2 separate regions of the Mus musculus genome follow, and region 2 is linked to region 1. The links are chromatin loops, found by intact Hi-C in ENCODE. Cell type or tissue: left cerebral cortex. All regions are shown on one strand. Each heading gives the region's core, and the rest is flanking DNA. Links, peaks and the distances in the headings are about the cores only.

Region 1 (2,826 bases), core at 197-2,696:
TGCTTTGTCTGTCCCAATCCAGTGCCACCAAACAGGAAGGTTCCTGGAGAGGTGCAGGTCACTGGAAGCCTGGTAAGGCTACCTCTGATATCAGCTAAGGAGACATTATTAACAGCAACATTATATATAACTCAATGAAGCCTGGAGGAAAGCCAAGCAAGCAAAAGATCAGAGATCAGCCCTTTTCTGTCTGGGCTGCTACCAGAAGTTGGCGCCCACACTAGGCTCTTCCCACATAAATTAAGGGAATGATGTCAGCTCATCAGGTTGATGCCACTCAGGTGATTCTAATTTGTGGTAAGTTAACATTAAAACCAATCATCAAAAACTGTTTGTAATTTCCAAGGTAAAATGAGGCATTATCTTAGTTAGGGTTTAACTGCTATGAAGGGACACAATGACCAAGGCAACTCTTATAAAGGAAACATTTAATTGGGGCTGTTGCTGTTAATTTCAGAGGCTTATTCCACTATCATTATGGTGGGAAGCATGGTAGCATCCAGGCAGACATGGTACTGGAGAAAAACTGAGAGTTCTACATCTTGATCCAAAGGCATCAGAAAAAGATTGTGTCATATTGGGTCTATGTTGAATGTAGGAGACACCAAAGCCTGTCCCCACAGAGACATACTTTCTCCAACAAGGCCACACCTCCTAATAGTACCACTTTCTGTGGGCCAAGCATTCAAACATATGAATCTATGGGGGGCCATTCCCATTCAAAGCATCACAGGCAGGTTCTTATCATAGTTTGTTTGGACTCAAGCTGCCTACCCATCTCCAAAGCCCACCCTGCCTTTCAGTTGGGGACAAATTCCATGCATCACCCACCTTTATCAGATCCCATTGATCTCGCCCACCAGGAGTCAGTGTCATACCGAAGAGTACTAAGGTTATGATCAAATGGGGGGTTCAGAATGAAAATTAATATGATGGACGTGGAAGAGGGTGGGAGAGAAGAGGAGTGATGTGTTTATGGTTTCTTGAAGTAATATGTTATAGGGAAGGTAAGGAAGAAAGGAGTTTACATAAAGCCCAAGCATCCCACTGGTTTGTTTCTGAGAAGTCCAGAGGTCTATGGAGAGCTTTAAAAAAGTCTTGGCTTAGCACGTGGATGTTTTATGCTTAATCTTATCTCACAAACCTTGCTTTTATACTCTTTTGCCACTGGTAACTAACTTTGAAGAAACAAGAGTTAATAGCAATTTAAAATTCATAATCTTAGTAGTTGCAGCAAATGGACACTAGGTGTCACTCATTTACCTTAACATAAGAAGTGGTTAGCATTTGTGCATGCTTTTTTTTTTTCTTTGCATCAGAAAGATCACTAAATTCCCAAGTTTTCAGAAGTTATGCCCATGAAAGTGTCACTATGGCATGTCCGATAAGTACTTCAAAGGGCCATCAGCAACAGTTTCATTTGAAACAATTGAGAAAAGGGAAGAGCAAAATAACAGAGTGAAAAAAGTGCCTTCAACTTCTGAATGGAAGAGTTACAGACAGAGTCAGTACGTGAAATGTTCCAGCTCAATGATAAGGTACTTGCCACGCTTGCATGAGGTCCTTACCTCAGATTCTGCAGAACACACACGAAGCCTGACATGGTAGCACATATATGTAATTCCAAAACTCCTACACCCAGTTGGGAGGTAGAGCCTGAGACATCCATTCATGGATGTTCATGACAGAAGCACAGGTGAGCAACAAGGAATGTTGCCTCAAACAAGATGGGAGATCAGGGAGGACAGGCAGGGTTATCCTTTGATTTCCAACATATATGTGCATTGTGGTGGGTGAGAATACATGCACACACACACAGACACACACACATTTGCATATATATGCATCTGTATAATTTATACACGTTTAAATTTAGATTCTGCATACGTGAGAAAATATTTTTATCCTTTGAGGCCTGGTGAAGTCTGGTAAACATGTGGTCTTTCCTTCTATTCATTTTCCTGAAAATGTCTTTATTTCAGTGTTTGTAACAGTAAAACTTTATTATATATAAATTAGTTACTCAGCTACAAAAGCCACTTATGGAAGAGGGGATGCATTTTGCCTCCTGGTTTGCAGGCACAGTGCATCACAGCAGATAAGGCATGTCAGTGGAAGCCAGCGTGGAGTGGTTTAGTCACATGGTATCCACAGTCTGGAAGCAGAGAGGGAGATATCAATGCTGGTGTTCATTTCGAGCTCTCTTTTCAAACCCTTTGCATTCAGTTTGGGATACCAGTCCATGGGATGATGCTGGGCACTTTCAAGGTGGGTCTCCGTCTTTGGTTAAACCTCTCTGAAATCCTTGCATAGACATACCCAGAAGTGATTCCAAACCTAGTCAAGTTGACCAAGAAGAACACTCATCCTGTGTACTTCATTTTCTTTATCAATTTATCTGCTAACACAGCCTTCTAGCTTGGTTTCAAATCAAGGAACCTGTCAATAGTGCACCAATATATGGGGCTACACAAGTACTCTATGCTGATTTACACAGAGTCGCTCAGGTATACACTTCAGGTCCAGTAGAGATGGATTTTAATGGTAGCAGCACCACCAGTACATAACAGTTTTTCCCTGCTTTCTTTTCAGTATTTGCTCCTGCTTTCTTGTTAATGGCCACTATAAACAGGGGAAATAGACCTCAGATCAGTCTTTTTGTGTTCACGAGATGCTCCAATAGTTGTAAAAATATTTATTGAGGCAGGCGGGAGGGAGGAGGGGGATAAAGGTCTTGTGTAGGGGAAATTGGGATGGGGATAACATTTGAAATGTAAATAAAGGAAAAAAAGGAAAAAAGAAAAAATATTTATAGTCCATCTGTGC
Region 2 (2,826 bases), core at 71-2,570, 300 kb after region 1:
TCTTTCTTTCTTTCTTTCTTTCTTTCTTTCTTTCTTTCTTTCTTAAAATTATTTAACCTTTTTTTTTTTTCACTCCAGATTTTATCCCCCTCCAGGTCCACCTTCTGACTGTTCCACATCCCATATCTCTTTGCCAACCCATCCACTGGTCATCCCATTTGCTTCTGTTGCTCCTGCCTTTGTGCCTGTGTCTCAGAAATCAATGGCAAGACCTATGTCATGAAGCTTTACCCCAGGTTTCCTCCTAACAGTTTTACATTACACTTAAGTCTTTTGTATGATGAAGACACAATTTTGTTCCACAACATCCAGTCCTGCCAATTAAGCCACTGTGGTGTGTGTGTGTGTGTGTGTGATTATAAGGAATTAAGGGTTTTGTAATTATTATGAGATGGCATCAGAAAGTAGAGCCCAGAACCATAAATTTTGATGGCCTAAGAGAAGACTGGTTAAAAGGAGGAGGGAAATCATGAAATGAATGGTTTTTACAGGAGGAGTCTTCTGTGCGTGGGTGGGGTGATTTGGAGGGCTGTCCCTCTGGGCCTTGTTTATCAGCTCTGGGCAGAGCTGTACGCATAAGGCAAATCAGCCCTGAGCAGCTGCTTCAGCCTGGCTCACAGCTCAGGACAAAGTGAGGCATTTGATGTCCTGCTCTTGGGCTCAGGGAATCCAAGAGCTTCAGAAACAAAAATGTACAGTTTCCATACTGTAAGCATATTTTGGAGTCAATAAAGACAGATACAATAACTTTAATGCAAAATTAGTATTTCCCAAAGAATAGAATCTATCATCAATCTAGTCTCTAACGATTTTGCCTTTGTTTTGCTGGAGCTACTTCATATTTAAATTCTTTGCTTTTTGACTACTACATGGGTCAAGATAGTAGAACACATTGTTCAGAAAATGAAAAAGGTATTTTGTTGGGGGGTGGGGTGCATAGGGTTTCCATATAGAACTCAAGCTGGTCTAGAACTCTTGTCTGTCCTACTTTAGCTTTTTAACTGCTGGAATTATAGGCAGGCATTACTACATAAACAAAGTCCTTCTGTAGTTAATATCTGCTTTCACCATTACCAGCTGACGGTCTCTGAAGTTGCTTACTCCTTAACTCTAGTTGAATATTTATACCTTCTTTCTGTTTTTCCTTTCCTGTTTATACATATGCTTTCATTGCAGTAATAAAACGTATAAGTCATATTTCCTCTCAACAGTATGTTATACATTTGTGATTAGAAGACAACTTAGAACAGTGGAGGGAATGTTGCAGTGGATTGGAAGCTCAAATTCTTTCGAGCAAATGCTCAAATCTACCACTTAAGGATAAGGGGGCTGTTGGAAATTGACTTAAATTTTCTTAAGCATGCTAGGGAGTAGCTATGACTAATTTGCCTACTTGAACGTTGGCATCTGGCCCAATTTAAAAATGTAGAGTTATTTTGTGCAGGGTGGATTGTCAGTTTTAGTTGGATGTGAATGATATCAGTATTATATTTTGACTGTGCCAAATCATCCACTTCATTCTGAGTCATAAATTTTTTAAAAATTGGAATGTAAAAGGGAACTCTTCAGTAGAAGATCACTTCCCGCTGAGAATGCTTCCCATTCTATCATAGGAACCACTGAAACTTTATGTCAAGTTCCCTCCTGCCCTCATCCACCAATGATTGTTTCTCAGTACAGTAATGTGGATGGCAGCAGTAGGCAGATCAATCTTCAGAAGCCTTGTAAGGACAGCATGTTTGTGACATGGTCCCTTTCAGGGAAGCAAAAAGCACTCAATTGAAAACTGTCATTTTTCATCAGAGCAGACACAAGTAGGAACCAGTCAAGAGCTGCAACTACACAGACCGCCTCCTTCAAACACTCAACTCAGTCTGGAGTTCAACGACTGTGTTTAAGGAATACAAAAGAAAGTCCTAACCATACATTTAATCATACGCACAAAGTAGCATCGAGTTGGGTTATTGGCTTGTGCCTTCGGGTTATGACTAAAATTTCTATTCACTAATATATTTTTCCATTTGCTTTTCTCCCTATTCTGTTTTAGAATTGAGAATACTCTGATGTTTTGCTCTCCTTCAACCTCAAGAAATAAAGGTATCTCCTAGTCACTCATGTAGTCTTTCAGTAAACCATCATTCAATGTTTTGCTAGATTAAAAACTCTCTCAGACATTGTGGATATGGAGATAATTGAAACGGGTATCTACTTTAAAATAACATTGTTAATTAGAAGGCACGTAAGTCCAGATTAATTGTAACATAAGAGAACAAAGTGGTTTAAGCAATGTTCATTGGAGAAAAGAGAAAGGCAAGGTTGCTTCTGTTTCATTGTGTTAGAAGAGTAGATGTCAGAGCAGAGACAGCATCTTGCAGGACTTCCTCTGAGTTCAAAATTAACCAGTTGGACAGTGTTAGGTCTTATCCAAGCTCCCATACATCTGTAGCCAGCCAACCTCTGAAAACATTTAGTATTAACACCCAGAGTATGAGCTGCTAAACACTTCACTACTCTGTCCATGTACTGAGTCAACTCAGCTACAACAAACACTGAAAACCTGATTGGATATATTTTACAGATGCAGTGATCTGCATTTGGTCCTATTTGACATCTGGAGCAGTACATTAGAATGGCATGCATGCTTTTTATAAGCTGTTTTTTTGATAGCTTTCTTTCTTTTCCTTTTGGGGGGTAGATAATTTAGTTCATATAGCAAACTCTGCAAACCTCGAGCTGACAGCTGTGTCTGAGGGAAAGCAAAATCCAGCAGTCAGTACCTCAGGGCCAGATTCCGAGCCAATATTCAGAAAAGGGTAAAGTGAGAGA

The links. A loop is a pair of places that touch in the nucleus more often than their neighbours do. Peaks named below come from ENCODE experiments on the same cell type or tissue, not always from the same donor. Only the 100,000 strongest peaks of a DNase experiment are listed, where the experiment ranks them.
Region 2: a loop joins it to region 1, with 9 times the contacts of the local background. A loop is called at or near these places in 9 of 42 quality-filtered maps.

What each region holds. Positions count from the first base shown.
Region 1 is chr1:174,464,885-174,467,710 of GRCm38, reverse strand. No RefSeq gene overlaps it. Among named protein-coding and RNA genes, the nearest start is that of Olfr220, 18 kb to the right of the region's middle. In left cerebral cortex, for the core only: a CTCF peak has its summit at 1,228 (motif pointing right); a DNase peak (open chromatin) is centred at 1,255.
Region 2 is chr1:174,169,492-174,172,317 of GRCm38, reverse strand. It overlaps Gm36196 (a long non-coding RNA gene), which reads left to right. Exons shown (of 3, transcript XR_373720.3): 2 at 2,048-2,097. Among named protein-coding and RNA genes, the nearest start is that of Spta1, 1.9 kb to the left of the region's middle. In left cerebral cortex, for the core only: no CTCF peak of the experiment used is centred there; a DNase peak (open chromatin) is centred at 1,411.